2 separate regions of the Mus musculus genome follow, and region 1 is linked to region 2. Evidence: chromatin loops called from intact Hi-C (ENCODE). Cell type or tissue: left cerebral cortex. All regions are shown on one strand.

Region 1 (8,000 bases), 130 kb after region 2:
TTCTTACTGTAGGGAAATATGAAGTCTGTCATCCCTCTGTTATTCAGACAGTCTTCCTACCTGGTAGGACCCTGGTAGGGAAAGAGAGGGAAGGTGAGACATTGAACAATACAGATATCCCAAAGCCCCTGGTCTTTACCCCCGGAGTCTTGCTCAGAATCTACATTTCAGTTAGGCAGAGCTTTAATGAAGTTCTGTTGTTTGGTTTGCTAATCCAGAACAGCACAGTCATGTCTGCTGCTAAACTCTGTAGGGCAGACAGGGAACCATTAATCAGGAGGATCAAGTCACAAAGGGCCAAGGAAAGAAACTCGAGAGGCTGCCATGTTACAGGCTCACCAGAAACAGCTGAGAAAGACACAGGATCGCTGGGAAATGAGGCAGCCAGGAATCTGCAGCCATTATTCCATTACAGCCTTGTAGAACACTAGAGCTCCGCTACAGTAAAACAGTCCATTTCCTCGGAATTGAGGGCCTCTGAGGTGTGGTCCCCTGAGCTGTCATCCCCCCCCCCTCAGGCAATCAGCTTTCTCCATGCTCTTGGGTCCCTCCTACTATGTGCAGAGTTGGAGCATTCCTTTATAGCTGCCAACTTGCAATCTTCCCTCCCAGGTCAACTGTAAACCCCAAGAATCTTTTCTTGGGGGGGGGGGCGAAGGAGAGAGAGAGAGAGAGAGAGTCTGAGAATTGATATACGGAGAGATTTCAAGTCCAAGTAGCTCTCCAAGTAGCCATTTTCTGGTCAATAAATATTTGTTGGGTGAATTAATGATCTGGTTAGAAATAGGCTACCAAACCAGTCCCGCTCCTAGCCCCTCTCTGGACCAACTGTCCACTGGCAGCCACTGTGTTTAACATCTATCAGATACCTGAAGACATCTGGGATGGGAGAATGGATTCCTAGTCTAGGCATAAGTAGACTCTTGGGATGAGGTTAGGGGCTCTGCAACCCTGCCACACGCATGTAGACAGATCTGGGTGGCCCTCTCATCTCCTCATTCTTTGGTCTTTCCATTGGGATCCTTTCCTTGCCTGCACTTACTAAGACTCTTTCTGGTGGAGATCAATGGCTCTCTGAACAGCTGCTGAACTGGGTCGATCACACATAGAGAGAATGCCCTGGTGAGTCCCCTGTGTGGTCCTCTTCAGTTTTTTTCAGGTTCTGGCTTTAGGGGAGACACACAAAATCAGCCAGGTTTGAAGGCACATGTCCAAAGTAGAGGCAAGAGGATCAGAAGTTCAAGGCCATCCTCAGCTACACAGCAAGTTCAAGACCAGGTCAAGCTTGTCAAAACCCAAGCAAACACACACACATGTATGGAAGTTACTAAGTAAGTGCTTGCATGGTCTTTGACTGGGGCCCCTACCTAGCAGATCTGAGAAGAATGGACAGATTACCCTGTGGTTCATGAGTACTCTCTTCTCAGCCTCATTTTGGATGGCCATCTTTCCTCCTCAGTCGGAGCCATACATGTGACTGGCGGGACAGATGGGTCTATGGTGTGTGATGCTGTGTGGAAGTAGCTTACAGTCTTGGTGGAAGAGATGGAGAGGAGGCATCTGAGATTGCAATGAGTGATGGAAAGACTTTCATTCATCTTCCAGTCATTCCCTGGTGGCACAAACCTTAGCTTGGTATCTGCCACGTGCAAGCTTCATGCTGAACAAAAAGACACCGAGGTTGGCATTCTAGCCTGGGGTCTGGGGAGTCCCACAGTCTAAACATGCAGAAGGACAGGCATGAGCATGGGCAGTGAACCTGCAGTCTTTCTCTCCCTCCCCCCCTGCATGGGTCACCCCATGAACAGTGGTTGCTTTTCTGAGTCAGGAGGACCAGAGAGAAGGAAGATGAGGACAAGATGGCAGGATTGTGTAAGTTAGACATGCTGTAAGTGGTGACTCTCTGAACCAGCCTGTGCTATGCTTTCCGAGTACCACAGATAGTCCCTGACTGCTAAGGGTTCATCATGATGAGTAGAGCCATCTGCATACACACAGCTTTGTAGCTGAGGGTGACTTGATCTAGCCAGTAATCACAGAGCCACCTCCACCTGAGGAATACCGAGCAGGCCATGAGGGCTGTGGCAATGCCTGAGAGAAGACCTAATAAATCATCTGAGAAATGTTCTGGAGGCTGGCTAGGACTGAAGAGAAAGCCTCCTTGACTTGAGCTCTTGTTGGGGATGAGGAAGGCTGTTTCTATAGATACATGTTTGGAAGCAGTAGCCGGTATGTACAATGCCCAACAGGGCAACCAGGACCTACAGACTCCATGACTGTTGAGAGTTCACTAAAGTCATAAAATCAAGGATATACTCAGTCATTACTACCCCACATAACCCTCAAATTCTAGTGTGTCTGCTCCTGTATTGTGAAGCATGGAGATTGGCAATCAGTGAGGAAATACCAGCCCACCTCTGCCCTTAAGTAGACAGCCCCAAGGATGGGGGCTTTGTCACTCCCTAGTACTCTGCTTGTCTGCTTCCTGGCTTCTGTAAGTCCTGACTATCCAGTGATTGAACTCAGGGGAGTAGGGGAGGTATCCAGGCTGGACATAGCTCCTCCTCTCCATGGCTTTTGTCGAAATGATCCTTCGAAGGTTGAGCCAAGGCATAGTTTGCCTTGGCTGCCCCTCTAAAGCTGTATGAGACAGAAGCAAGGCTTCACCGGAAGTCATTGGAACAGCCCCACCAACAGCTATCAAAACAGGTTGTGGTTGTACCCACCCAAGGATGGCATTATCACCCAGCACTGGTGGCTTGCCCTCTTTGTGGGATAGGTTCTTTTATTGCTGGTTGGAACTGTTCCTAGCAGGACCCTCCTTGCATCCTTCTGATGGTTGGTGCACCTATAATCTGAATTGTCATCCTTAAACAAATCCCAATCAAAAGTATCAGTTTTCAACATTTAATGCAATGTATTTTCAAGCTGAGATTGACCATTTAAGGATCTGGGATACCTACCTGGCTAGGTGGCTTTGTACCAGGGTTACTATTGCTGTTTCTAAGGCAGCTTTATAGACAGCAAAACACAGCAAGGGGTGCTTCCTTTCAAAGGACAAGTGGTCTCCCGTAATTGCACTTTCATTGTCAAATCTGTCATTTAGTCTCGCTCCATTTTGTTTGAGGATCATCATCTCAGATCATGCCCCAACCAATTCCCTTTTAAGTTGTGCACTTCAGTTTCATCCATCATTCCATATGTGTTTCCTATCATGCCAATTACACAGGGCAACACAGCAGGTGTTTGTGCCGCCAGTGAATGATTGGAAGACTAGTGAAAGTCTTTTCATCACTCATTACAGTCTCAGATGCCTCCTCCCCATCTCTTCCACCAAGACTGTAAGCTACTTCCACACAACATCACACACCATAGACCCATCTGTCCCGCCAGTCACATGTATGGCTCCGACTGAGGAGGAAAGATGGCCATCCAAAATGAGGCTGAGAAGAGAGTACTCATGAACCACAGGATATTCTGTCTATTCCCCTCAGATCTGCCAGGTAGGGGCCCCAGTCAAAGACCATGCAAACACTTACTGAGGTGCATGTGGTATGTTCAACTGTGTTCTTGGTGTACTGGTATGTGTGGCAGATAAATACTTGATGAGTCCAATCTTTCTTGTTACATGTCAGACAATTCTCAGGTGAAGTTTTGATTTCCTTTTATCATAAAATGACATTAGAACCAGGCTCCTCCTCCTGGAAGAACTTGTAACCACCACAATGAGTCAGTTCTCATTCCTAGTTGTATGTGTCTGTCTCCACAGCTTACATCTGAGTTCATAGTGCCATTTCCAGCTCTGACCCTGTATCGGTGGGTCATCCACACATCTTGCTCATTTCCATGTTTCCCCTCCAACAGTGGGTTGGAGGCCCCCATCATTTACCATTCACCAGCTTGATTGCTGAATATTCGTATCTGTGTGTTGTAGCTTGAAAGTTCCCCTCAGTGTTGCAAACATGGTCGCATGTAGTGGTATTTGGACAGAATCAGGAACAGAAGAGGTCTTGACAATGGGCACGGTGATGGTACTAGTGGCTTTGTAAGAAGGGAGACCTGCTGGTCCCCTGGCTATGTCTCACCTGTGATGTTTCCTCTAAGCTGTGGTAAGGCACAGTGTGCAGCCCCTGCAGAGGGTGAGCACTGAACTCTCATGAGCTCTTGGAACTTCACAGCTTCCAGCATCATGAGCTAAACAAACCGCTGCTCTTTAAAATCATTACATCAGTGGCCTTCACTGGGACATCAGATGGAAATCCAGGTCACCTGAGGCAATGTCACCAGCCAGATCACAGTGCACATCACTTCTGACTTCTGTCCTTCGGACATGGTGTTCATAGTTTCTGTGTGGCTATGTGTGTTGGTTGAAGTCTGCATTGTGTACTAGGGTGCCCTGGTCAGTCTTGTTGAAGGATGATTTCAGGGATTTTTGTTTTGGGGAGTTTTTTGTTTGTGTGTGCTTTCTCCTTCTCCTCCTCCTCCTCCCTCTCCCCCTCCCCCTTCCCCTACCTACCCCCATCCCCTTCTCCATCTCCATCCTCCTCCCTTTCCTTTTCCTCCTCCTCCTCCTCCTCCTTCTTCTTCGAAGGCTGGATACAGGAATATGAGAACATGACAACTTCAGACAAGGAGCAGGGATCTGTGTCAGGCTTTTAAGGTAACCGTGAAAACGAAAATATCTCAAAGTTGCATTTGCCTTGTAGAGTTAGCACCCTTTACCCGCTACCCAGCCCCCATTCTACTGCATAGGAATCTTTTAGCATAACATCACCACGTACCAACCAGCCGTGCTTATAGACAAATGTGCCTCATTATTCAAGCGGATGACATCCGTCCATGTGGGTGAATCATGGTGTCTAATCATCATAGGCGCCGATAATAAACAGTCGGCTGGGCTATTTCAAACAGTCACATTGTCCCTGGCCGAAGCCATCTGCTCAGCACCAGGAACAGCTGAACTGAGTACAGCCACGGGGGCATTGTATGATTCTTGCTCTTTTGTAGATTTGTTTGGGAAGAACTTTCTAGTGATTAATTAGCCACTTCCTCATGAATTTACCACATGCGGAACAGTTAGCATATGGTCTATGGGAGGCTTGGCAAATCTCCCTCCACCCATCCCAGAAGGCCACCAGTAATGCAGACAGGAGGGGCTGGGGCAAGGCCAGGTGGACAGCTCTGAAGAACGCCTTGCTGTGCTGTTAAAGGAACATGCCCAGGATATGGTGAGCCCACCCAAGTATGGGCAGGATTCCCTCCCCACGCTGCTCTTTCAGATGGTGCTTATAGCACACATGCCCTCTTCCTCCCACTTGTGAGGGAAGGTATACTGGTTTGAATAGAATAGCTCCCATAGGTCCAAATGTTAGAATGTTTAGTCTCCAGTTAGGGGAACTATTTGGGAGGGATTAAGAGGCATGGCCTTGTTAGAAGAGGTGTGGCCTTCTTGGAGGAGGTGTGGCCTTGTTAGAGGAGGTGTGGCCTTGCTGGAGGAGATGTAACTTTGTTGGAGGAGTTGTGTCACTGAGAGTGGGCTTTGAGGTTTCAAAAGCCCATGCCAGGGCCAGTCTTTTTCTTTGACTATGGATCAGAATGTAAGACTCTCAGCTACTGCTCCAGTGCCATTCCTGTCTACTTCACACCATGATGATCATGGACTAAGCCTCAAAATCCTCCAACTAAATGCTTTCTCTTATAAGAATTGCCTTGGTCATGGTGCCTTTTCATAGCAATAGAATAGTAACTGAGACAGAAATTGGTGCCAGGAGTGGGATATTGCTGTGAAAGAGTTGGCCTTTCTGTTTCTCAGAAGAATATGGAAGGCTTTAGGACTTTGTATTAGAAACTACTTGAATGTTTTAAGCAGGGCTTAGTGGGCCACACTAACAGAAGCATGAAAGATGGTAGTGCTGAGTATGATTTATACTGTAGAGTCCTGTGGCTCTTAAGAGATTCAAAGGGGAAAAAATATTAGCAGCTGGCATAGAGAACATTCTCATGATATTTTGGCAAAGAATGTAGCTGCTTGTCTAAAGACTCCCCGAGGCTAAATTAAAGAGTTTTGGACTGGCATCATTGACAGGGGATTTTTAAGACACTAATATTGACGGTGTCAATAGGGAAATACAAAATGTACATCTTGAGGAGAAAGAGAGCACCAGGAAATGTAATACTGGGACTAAGTCATACGCTCAAGGAGATTAGAGTTTAGAGAAAAATCTAATTTAAAATGAAATACAGAATGGTGGTGCCCTCAGGGAAAGACCCCACCCAGCTAAGCTTCCAACCTGTAAGAAGGAATTAAAGAAAATCATTTTAAGCAGCAAAGAAAACTATCAACAGGAGAAGCTTATGCAAATGTAATTCAAGGAGGGGCCCAGGTTCCAGTCCTAACAAGCAGAAGAATTTGGCAGCTTCAGCTATGTGGTTCTGAATTTAGTTACAAAGGATACAGGAAAGAGGTTTTGGAATCTTTCTTCACTGTTAAGAAAAGCTGATGAGGCCAGGCTTATGTTAGGGGCATCCCTGCACGGAGGCCCAGAAAAGCCACTGCTTGCAGCTGTGAAGGGGAAGTCGGAATTGCATTGAGACCCATGATGCTAAAGATGTCCTTGGCATGGGATACCTGCCAGAGAGAGCTGCAAACAGCATGTGGAACTGGCCCCAAGAGAGAAAAGTGTGTCAACAAAGCTGGAGGGAATGGGAGATTTAAAGAACGCTTTGGCATCAGATACAGGGGTGCAGAACTTGAAGCTTGCCCTGCTATTTTTCACTCTTGCTTTCATCCAGTATTTCCTCACTGTGCCTGTGGATCGGGATGTAAAACTCCCAGCTCCTGTTCTGGTGCCCTACCTGTCTGCTTCATACCATGATGCATGGGCTGACTCTCTAAAACTGTAAGCAGCCCCCCAACTGCATGCTTTCTTTTTTGAAGAGTTGCCTTGGTCATGGTGTCTCTTCACAGCAATCAAACAGTGACTAAGTCTGAAAGCTTGTGTGATTGATCGAACATGGTTATATATTTGAGTGTGTGCCCCTTAGAAAATGGCACTACTGGAGAGGCATTATGAGGTGTGGCCTTGTTGGATGAAATATGTCACTTGGGGTGGGCTTTGAGGTTTCAGAAGCCTAGGGCAGGCCCAGTGGCTTTCTTTCCTCCTGCTGCCCCTAGATCCAGATGTAAAACTCTCAGCACCTGTGTCTGCCTGTGTGCCACCATGCTCCCTGTCATAAAGATATTGTACTAAACTTCCAAAACTATAAGCAAGCCCCCAGTAAAATGTTTTCTTTTGACTTGGTTGACTTGGTTCATGGGGATCATAGCTTGTGATGACTATCAAAGTTCTCCCAGGCATGAGGGTGACCCAGTTGGCTGAGTCACACACAAAACCCTGCTCTCCATGTAGATCCCTAGCTTGGGTGAGGGTTAGCTCAATTTCTCCCTTCCTTTAGAAAGGGAGAGGAGTGTTTCCAGGGTTACAGAGACCTGAAGAGGCGGGGATTACTATATTCAACTCATGTTTAGCTAGATTAGCACTTCTATTGGGCTTCCACCACACCCACACCCACACCTCCACCCAACCATGCCCCACCCCCTCAATGCCTAGGGCTGCCCACCTCAACATCCTTTAAATCTCATGTCTGGTGAGATTTAAAGAGAGCTCTAGGAGAGCAGAGTTGGCTGCACAGGGAGGACAGTTGTTTGTTCTAGTTTCATTTCTGTTGCTATGGTAAGATACTGCAACACAAAGCAACTTAGCAGAGAAATGGCATTGATTTCAGCCTACAATTCCGGGTTGAAGTCCTCCATTGTGGGGAAGTCAAGGCAGCGGGAACTTCTACGGCTAATCATGTCCACAGTTGAGAGCAGAGAGAAGTGAATCCAGCAGACTGGTCCTTAGCTAGCTTCCTCTGCTCTTTTCTTTTTCTCCACACTCTTCAGCATAAAGCCGTGAAGTAGCATGCTTACTATCAGGCTGGGTCTACCCAGAGCAGCT
Region 2 (8,000 bases):
TCTGGCAGGAACTTGGGCCCATCAAAGCTGGTCAGACCATAACACCACTAGGGATGCCTAAGATGGGTTTTGATGTTAAAAGCTCCCTGCCCATCTCGGGGCTGGATTACAGTGGTCATATGTCTTTTTCTCTCTCTCTGGAAACTGGTTAGTTGAATCAGGAGAAAACAAAAGTGAGACTTCCCTAGGATCAGGTATTCAAAGATCTGAGACTTATGGGGGACATCTCATTCAAACTAATGAAGCCACCAAAGCCATTCTCAACTGTAATTCAGATTTCAGGGTTGTTTGTTTGTTTTTCTTGCAAATCTGAAGAATGAAATTCAGGAACCACAGAGAGTGAGGTTCAGGGAGAGAGAGAGAGAGGCAGACAGAGAGAGAGAGGCAGACAGAGAGAGAGGCAGACAGAGAGAGGGAGAGGCAGACAGAGAGAGAGAGAGGCAGAGAGAGAGAGAGAGAGAGAGAGAGAGAGAGAGAGGCAGACAGAGACAGATACACACAGAGAGAGGACACACACAGAGAGAGACAGACAGAGATTTTAGAACTCCTTTATTGGTTCCCAGAGACCAATGGATACGGTATCATCCAGCTGTTAGTCTGGGACTCCTTAAAGGATGAGCTATCAATCTAGCTGGCCCAACCACAAAGTATTCAGGTGTCTCCTCTGCTTCAGTCCTGTCCTGGAGTATAGCTTATAGGAAGGAAGGAGAAAGATAACAAGGACCTGGGGTTGGGGAAAGAGGTAGTGGAGTTGGAGGAGTTGGGATGGGCAGAATTTTCTTTTGGAACTACTACTTTGGAGTCTCTGCTCAGCGGGACCAATGTCTGCCTTCTTGACAGTTGGGCCCCTCCTATCTGTTTCAAGTCTTTCTCTCCTTGGCTACTCCCTTTTTATGTCTGTCTGTCTGTCTGTCTGTCTGTCTGTCTATTTGTCTGTCTGCCTGCCTGCCTGCCTGTCTTCCTTCCTTCCTTCCTTTCTTCCTTCCTTCCTTCCTTCCTTCCTTCCTTCCTTCCTTCCTTCCTTCCTCCCTTCCTTTCTTTTCTCATTTTTATTTTCTTTTTATAAACCTTTTATAGATGCTTTATTTTCATCTGTTACCACTGTGTATATGCGTGGTGTATGTGTGTGAGTGGAGCTCAGAAGACAACTGTCAGGAACTGACATCCCCCTCCACTCTTGCTATAATGAGATGAGGGGACCCCCCCACATCTGGCTTTCAAATGGATTCTAGGAACTGATCTCAGGTGATCAAGCGTTTGTGGGTTGTTGGTTTGTCTGTTTGTTTATTTTTACCCATTGAGCCATCTCACTAGCTCCTACCATTTGGAGAATAAATAAGATACTCAAATCTCTCCTTGGCACCTTCAGCCCCATCTTAGGGCTGCTCTAACAAGTACTGGGCCAAGAGCATGAAATCAAAATATCAGTATCACTATGCAGAACCTACCAAGCTCTCTGGGACGTCTTATCCCCATACCCCACCCCAGCCCTGACCCAGGCCCCTGACATGTGGATGCATCTGTAGTCCCTTCCCTACTTTATATGGCTGTTACCTTGGGTCTTTGCAACCTTACAAATCCCCTATGCTCCCAATCACCCTGCAATTTAGGGAACACCTTAACATAGGTTCCTAGAAACAAGCAACCGGCCTGCACATCTTTCCTCTGAGGGCCACTTGGTTTTGCTATCACCACAAGTGACAGAAACAGGTACCTTGGGTTGTAATTCCAGACTATTCTTTGATAACCTCCTGTCTCTTGATTTTCTACTGCCCTGGGCCCTCTTGTGCATGGTTCATGCTGCACTGCCCATGTAAGCCATTCACATGGGCACACTGCCTGGAATCTCCAAAGAAGAGCTGATCACATTCTGGGGAGCCCATGGGGTACCAGATGTTGGGAATGGACAACCCAGTTGGGAGTCACACTATATCCCGGACATCCCCTTGCTGAAATGACCTTCATTTGGCACAGAAAGAAAATCAGGGCCACTTCTAAATTCCTCATCTTTAAAACACCATCTCCTGGAGAGGCCCAGGAACACTTACACCCAAAGCAAAACCTCCTCAAGGGTCTTTGTAGCAGGCGAATGACCAGTCAGTCACAGTCCTGATATTGGGTCTAGAGAAGCCTGGCTGGCCCTTTTCTCTGTCATAAGGATTCCTATTGACTCTTCTTTGGTCATCAAGGAAAGGAGATGATACTCAGACAAGTTGGGGACCCCATCAGACCTAAGGTGGATTTACAAGGACATCACTTCCTGGCATGCTTTGATGAATGTGGAACGGTAGCCGAGAACAGCATGGGGAGGCTGATGGGACAGAGTTTGATCTCTCTCATCATCAGGAATCTTTTTTTTTTGTCATACAGGGCAGAGAGAAGGTATGGATCAGTGGCTCTAGAGGGCCAGGCTTCTAGCATCAGGCTGTAACAGTGCTGTTAGTCCTCTCACGGATGCCCACCGTGGCCCACCCTCTCACTCTCTCAGCAGCTCATTGCCTGAACCAACTGGAGGAAACAGTGAAATTCCTGTCACTCCAGTCTGTGGCCTCACAGTGGAGCCGCCTGGGAAGGGACAGCTGGCCCCGAAGAGGGCATACACACTGGCTGCCCTGATCAGCCGATTGTCCAGGTGGGTGAACACCAGGCTTCTTTAACCATCTGTGCCAATGGCTCAGTGGGTAAGAGCACCCAACTGCTCTTCCGAAGGTCTGGAGTTCGAATCACAGCAACCACATGGTGGCTCACAACCATCTGGAACGAGAAAAAAAAAATCTGTACCAGGTAACTCCCTGACGGTGGCATCATCCCCAGGGTAGATTAACCCTTTCCTGTTTATACTGAACATTGTAATTGAGCTTCCTAAATCTGCAGCTGCTGCTGGTGGTGGAAGGGATGGAGAGAAAGAATTGGCTCCCATGTAAGATTTTTATAGAGCTACATACTGTTGCGTCAACAAGTCTAGCTGGTTCACTCGTTTCAATGCTTCTCTTATTATAGACAGAACATATGATGGAAGCTGTTTGCCAAATACAGAAAAGTGCAAATGAGATGATTAAAATCACAGCTGATCACCACTAACAGTCAGATGCAGGGTTCTTCCTCTTCCTAGAGTAGCTTAGAACTGGAATGTTGCTTGAAGCTGAATGTGTGTGCAAGTTGCCTGGGCAGCAGGTGAAAATCCATGCTTTGAGGTCAGCGTGGGTCTGAGTGTCAGGGGATGCTGGTGCTGTCAGGAGATGCTGGTGCTGTCAGGAGATGCTGGTGCTGTCAGGAGATGCTGGTACTGTCAGGAGGTGCTGGTGCTGCCAGGAGATGCTGGTGCTTCTGGTTTGGGAATTTTGAGGGGTACAAAGTTCCAACACGGGTTTTTCCAAATAAGAGAAGATTTTTGGCTCCCCCAAAACCCGTTTTCTCATCTAGAAAATGAGAATAACACCTTCCTGTCCTGTAGAGATTTGATGTAAACAAGTGCTACCTTGTACCTGATAATCTGGCACACAGCACAGGTTTGGTAAATTGTGCTGACACTTAAAATGATATTATTATCTGGATCTCAAGGACTCTATGTGGGCAGCTTTTCTTTTGCTTGCCTTCAGTCAGCATCACACGGTGAGCATTTTCTCCCTGTGCTCATGTCTCTGGCAACACTGTTTCATACCTGTGCTTTAATGGGCAGTACTGTGGAGGACATAAATTACTTGAGCATTTAAGACATGGAAATAATGGCTTTCTTGTTTTTCTCATAACCCAATAAAACCATGTTGACAAAAGTAGCTATTTTTATGAGAGTTCTAGGCTCTTTAAAAAGTGTATTGCACTTTCCTCTTCTGGAAAAACAAGTCACAGGCATTTTTAGAGAGAACAGCTGTAGCAACTTATATGCTCTCAGGCAAGGGTTTCTTTTTTCTGTTTGAAGTTTAGAGGGTTCTTGGAATCCAATGAGCTCTCAACAGCAATTATAGAAACAGTTATATTGGCACCTCAAAAAAAAATCCCCAAACCAACCAAACAAACAAAACAATTATAACTCTAAATTAGAGAATTTTAGACAAAGGGCACATTTCATGTCTATTCCCAGTGATGGAGAAAATAGCCACAGAGAAGAAGCTGCGGAGCCGAGGAATGTTGACATAGTCAGGAAAGATTGCAAACATCCTAGCATCCTCTTACAATTTCATGTTTTCAGTGTCACAGCCAGGAACTCTTTTCTTAGGCATGTGTGCATGTGTGCATGTGTCCATGTATGTGTGTGTATGTGTGTGTGTGTGTGTGTGTGTATGGTATGTGGTGTGTGGTGTATGTGTATACATGTCTTTGGTATATGGTATGTGTGTGTGTATTGTATACATGTCTGTGGTATGTGGTGTGTGTATATGTGTGTGTGCGTGTAATGTGTGTGATATGTAGTATGTATGATGTGTGACAGTGGTATATATGTGTGTGTGTATTGTGTGTGTGGTGGTATGTATGTGTTTGCATGTCTGTTCTGTGGTCTTGTATGTATTGTTTGTGTGTGATATATACTGTGTGTATATGTGTGTGTATGTGTGCATGTGTGGTGTGTGTGATATGTAGTATATATGGAATGAATGTGGCATGTGTATGTGTGTATGTATTGTGTGTAGTGGTGGTGGTGGTGGTGGTGTGTGTGTGTGGTATGTAGTGTGTGTTGTGTGTGTGCGCATGTCTGTGGTATGTATGTGTGTGGAGTGTGTGCATATGCATGTCTGTGGTATGTGGTGTGTGTATGTGTGTGTGATGTGGTATGTATTATGTGTGTATGTGATATATAGTGTGTGTGTGTGTATGTATGTGGTATATAGTGTATATATATATATATGTATATATATATATATATATGTGTGTGTGTGTGGTCTGTGTATGTGTGTGTCTGTTGCATATGTGCCAGTCTACATGCATATGTGTTGTCTGTGGAGGCCCAAGGTCATCATGAGTTGACATCATCCTCCAAAGTCACTCACTTTGTTGGGACAGTGTCTCTCACTGGCTTGTGCTCACTGAGGCTAGGGTGTCTGGCTGGTGAACCCCGAGTATCCTCCTGCCTATGCTTCCCTAGCCCGGGCATAATAGATGCACACCACCATATCTATATCTGCATGGACTTTCTTCTTGTTTTGTTTTTGTTTTGAATATAAGTTCTAGGCATTAAACTCAGGTCCTCGTTCTTCTGTGGCAAAACCAAGCTGTCTCCCAAGTTCCCTTTCCAGACATTTGGTGGAACTTAAGTTAACTTTCTAAGAATGACACTGCCCTTGGGTTCTTCTCTGCACACTCTAAGGTCCACCCCACCACCACCCCCCACAGGCTCACAGAAGTCTTCTGGGGACAGGACTATGTATACTCAAGTTCTGGGAGAGTCCCAGCAGGCTCCAGCTGGGCAGAGTGTCTGCTAAGGTCAGCCACACTGCATGCACCTAGGACAAAACGGTTGCCATGAGCCTGCTATAAATGCCTCTCTCTGGTTGGGGAGGTTAGGTAATTCATAAAGAATGAGTTACTTGGCTAAGGGTTGGTTCTGAAGGCCAGGAAGTCCGTGACAGTCATCTGCTGAGGCCTCTGCTGTAGTCAAGGTATAAAGAACATGAGAGAGAGAGAGAGAGAGAGAGAGAGAGAGAGAGAGAGAGAGAGAGAGAGAGAGAGAGAGAGAATGAGTAGTCCATGAGTGACTTAATCCATTCTTGGCTGTCTTACTTTCTTGCTGGATTAAAATAGCCTGACTAAAGCAAGCAACTTAAGGATAGGTTTCTCCTGGAGAAATAAAAACAGAGGGAATTAGAAACAGCTCGAGACATTACATCCCCTGAATGCTGACACTCAGCCTCCTTTCTCCCTTTTTTTATTCAGTGTAGGACTCAGGCCTAGGGAATGGTGCCCCCCATTGTTAAGCTAGGTCATCCCACTTCAATTAACCTAATCAACATAACTCCTCACAGACATGCGCAGAGACTAAATAATCCCCCACGGATGTGCTTGGAGACTTGCCTCCTAGGGGATTTCAGATCTTGTTAAGATGACAATCAACCATCACCATCCTGGTCTAGTCAACGCTAAAACCAACCACTGGGTCCTACCCCTTATTCTCCCACAGCAGGGATGCAGTTTCAACCTAAGTTGGGTGTCTAACAGCTAGAGCTGTTTCCATCACTTCAGTCTTCACCTATGGCCACTTCAGAGCCATGTTTTGGAGCTTAAGCCACATCTTTGGTTTCTTCTTGAGAACCAGCCGCAGCCTTGAGTTCTATACATTTCTCTCTGCCTGCAAGGGGAATCTGGGAGAAGCTAGGTCTTCTGGTCAGGCCTTCTGCTTCAGCAGGCCCAGGACTTATAGTCTGACACCCTGTCTTTTTAATCAGTAATCATGTTTATCCTTGGGGAAGTTGCCAGGACAAATATTATTTCATTAGTTTTAACATCTGTTCACATGAAATCTGATATTCAAATTCTCCCCAGCCATGTTCTCCAATAGATACTGTAATGAATGTGCCCCTGGGACGCTCACACCCAGTGTCTGAAGCCAGCCCACAATGTTGTCACCTTCAGAGTATGTACTCCTTTCTCCTTGGGTTTTCGAAGTAACATGTGCTTGCTTTAACCACTTCAGACAACCGAGATAAACCTGGAAATGAAGATTTTTTTGCTTCCTCCTTGATTGGGACCCTTTAGGTATGGTATTCTAGAAGGGTCTCTGCTCCCAACAGTCTTTGATAGCTTGCCAAGCTTGCAGATATTTCAACATCACTTTTCCTTTAGAAAATGTGTTTGAATGTGTTCTTGGCAAACCAGATGCTGCTTTTTGCATCTGAGGGTGAATAGGTCAAGACAGAGGGATTTAAGCTGAGGGACCCACGCTCTGGAATACCCTTAGATAGGGGGCCTCTCAGAGACATTCCTGGCCATCAGTGGTCTCTAGGTTTCCTCCCAACACTAAAACCATCAGAGGGTGGCTGGGAGCAGCAACAGTCATTTCACACAGTCTATCAAGAGGCCTTGATAGGTGGTTGGCAGGTACTACAGTTCTGCTGTTAACTGCTTTATTAGTCATCTGGTCAACCCACGGGTGTTGGTTCTGAGAAAAAGCCTAATAATCGTCCTCCTAGTAATTGCCTCTAATAATCGAGATCTCCTGAGACATCTCAGCGAGGTATATCACAGGTGGAAAAGAGCTGGTCACAAACACACAGGGATATTGCATTCTCACATCTGTGTGCTGGCCTGCAGTCACAGAAATCATAAAAGAAAAAGCTCAAAGATTCTCACAGAGCTGTTACCCTACTCAGCTAGCTAATGAGTTGAGTGACATACTGCCAGCTGTGGAGGATGCTGGGTCATGGTTTTTAATGTGAATCTTCTGTGTGTTGAGCACAAACACAAACCCCTTGCTGCCCTCTCTCCTCTCCTTCCCACCGTCAGTCTTCATAGACAGCCAGTAATATCATGTCTACTTTCATGTTAATATACATGTTCTTATGTATCTGCATAAAATCTAGGACCTACATGTGAGAGGTAACATAATTTTCATTTTTTTTTTCTGAGACTGACTTAATTCATTTAGTGTGATTGTCTCAGATAATATTGGTTTCCACATTTTCCTTAGCCAAGAGACCAAGTTTCCTTTGTTATTAGACACCTAGGTTGGGCCTATAACTCAGCTCCTGCAAGGACTGCTGTGGTAAACACTGATAAACAAGGATCTCTGTGATATCCTGACGTGTGGTCTTCTGGATAAATACCAGGAGCAGTGTAGATGGATCACATGGAGGAGCCACAGCTAGTATTTGAGAACCTTCCACACTTGACGTCCACAGTGGTCTGGTGTACATGTGAGGTTTTAGCCTATGGTTCTCTCTGTACATCAGACCTCAGGAATACTCCTCTTTCTGAGGACTACTATGTCATCTCAATGGGCTCACATCTGCTGCTCCCTAAGAATACTTTTCTGTTGACCTTGAGGTCTGTGCCATGAGAGCAGGTGACAG

Evidence for each region. Hi-C counts contacts between places; a loop is a spot of excess contacts. Peaks named below come from ENCODE experiments on the same cell type or tissue, not always from the same donor. Only the 100,000 strongest peaks of a DNase experiment are listed, where the experiment ranks them.
Region 1: a loop joins it to region 2, with 2.1 times the contacts of the local background. A loop is called at or near these places in 2 of 42 quality-filtered maps.

Annotation. Positions count from the first base shown.
Region 1 is chr1:90,481,591-90,489,590 of GRCm38, forward strand. The region is part of intron 1 of Gm28722 (a long non-coding RNA gene); the gene reads right to left. Among named protein-coding and RNA genes, the nearest start is that of Gm28722, 18 kb to the right of the region's middle. In left cerebral cortex, no CTCF peak of the experiment used is centred here; DNase peaks (open chromatin) are centred at 4,928, 6,551 and 7,585; H3K27ac peaks cover 1,234 bases.
Region 2 is chr1:90,353,756-90,361,755 of GRCm38, forward strand. All of the region lies in intron 1 of Gm34992 (a long non-coding RNA gene), which reads left to right. Among named protein-coding and RNA genes, the nearest start is that of Gm34992, 20 kb to the left of the region's middle. In left cerebral cortex, no CTCF peak of the experiment used is centred here; a DNase peak (open chromatin) is centred at 3,026.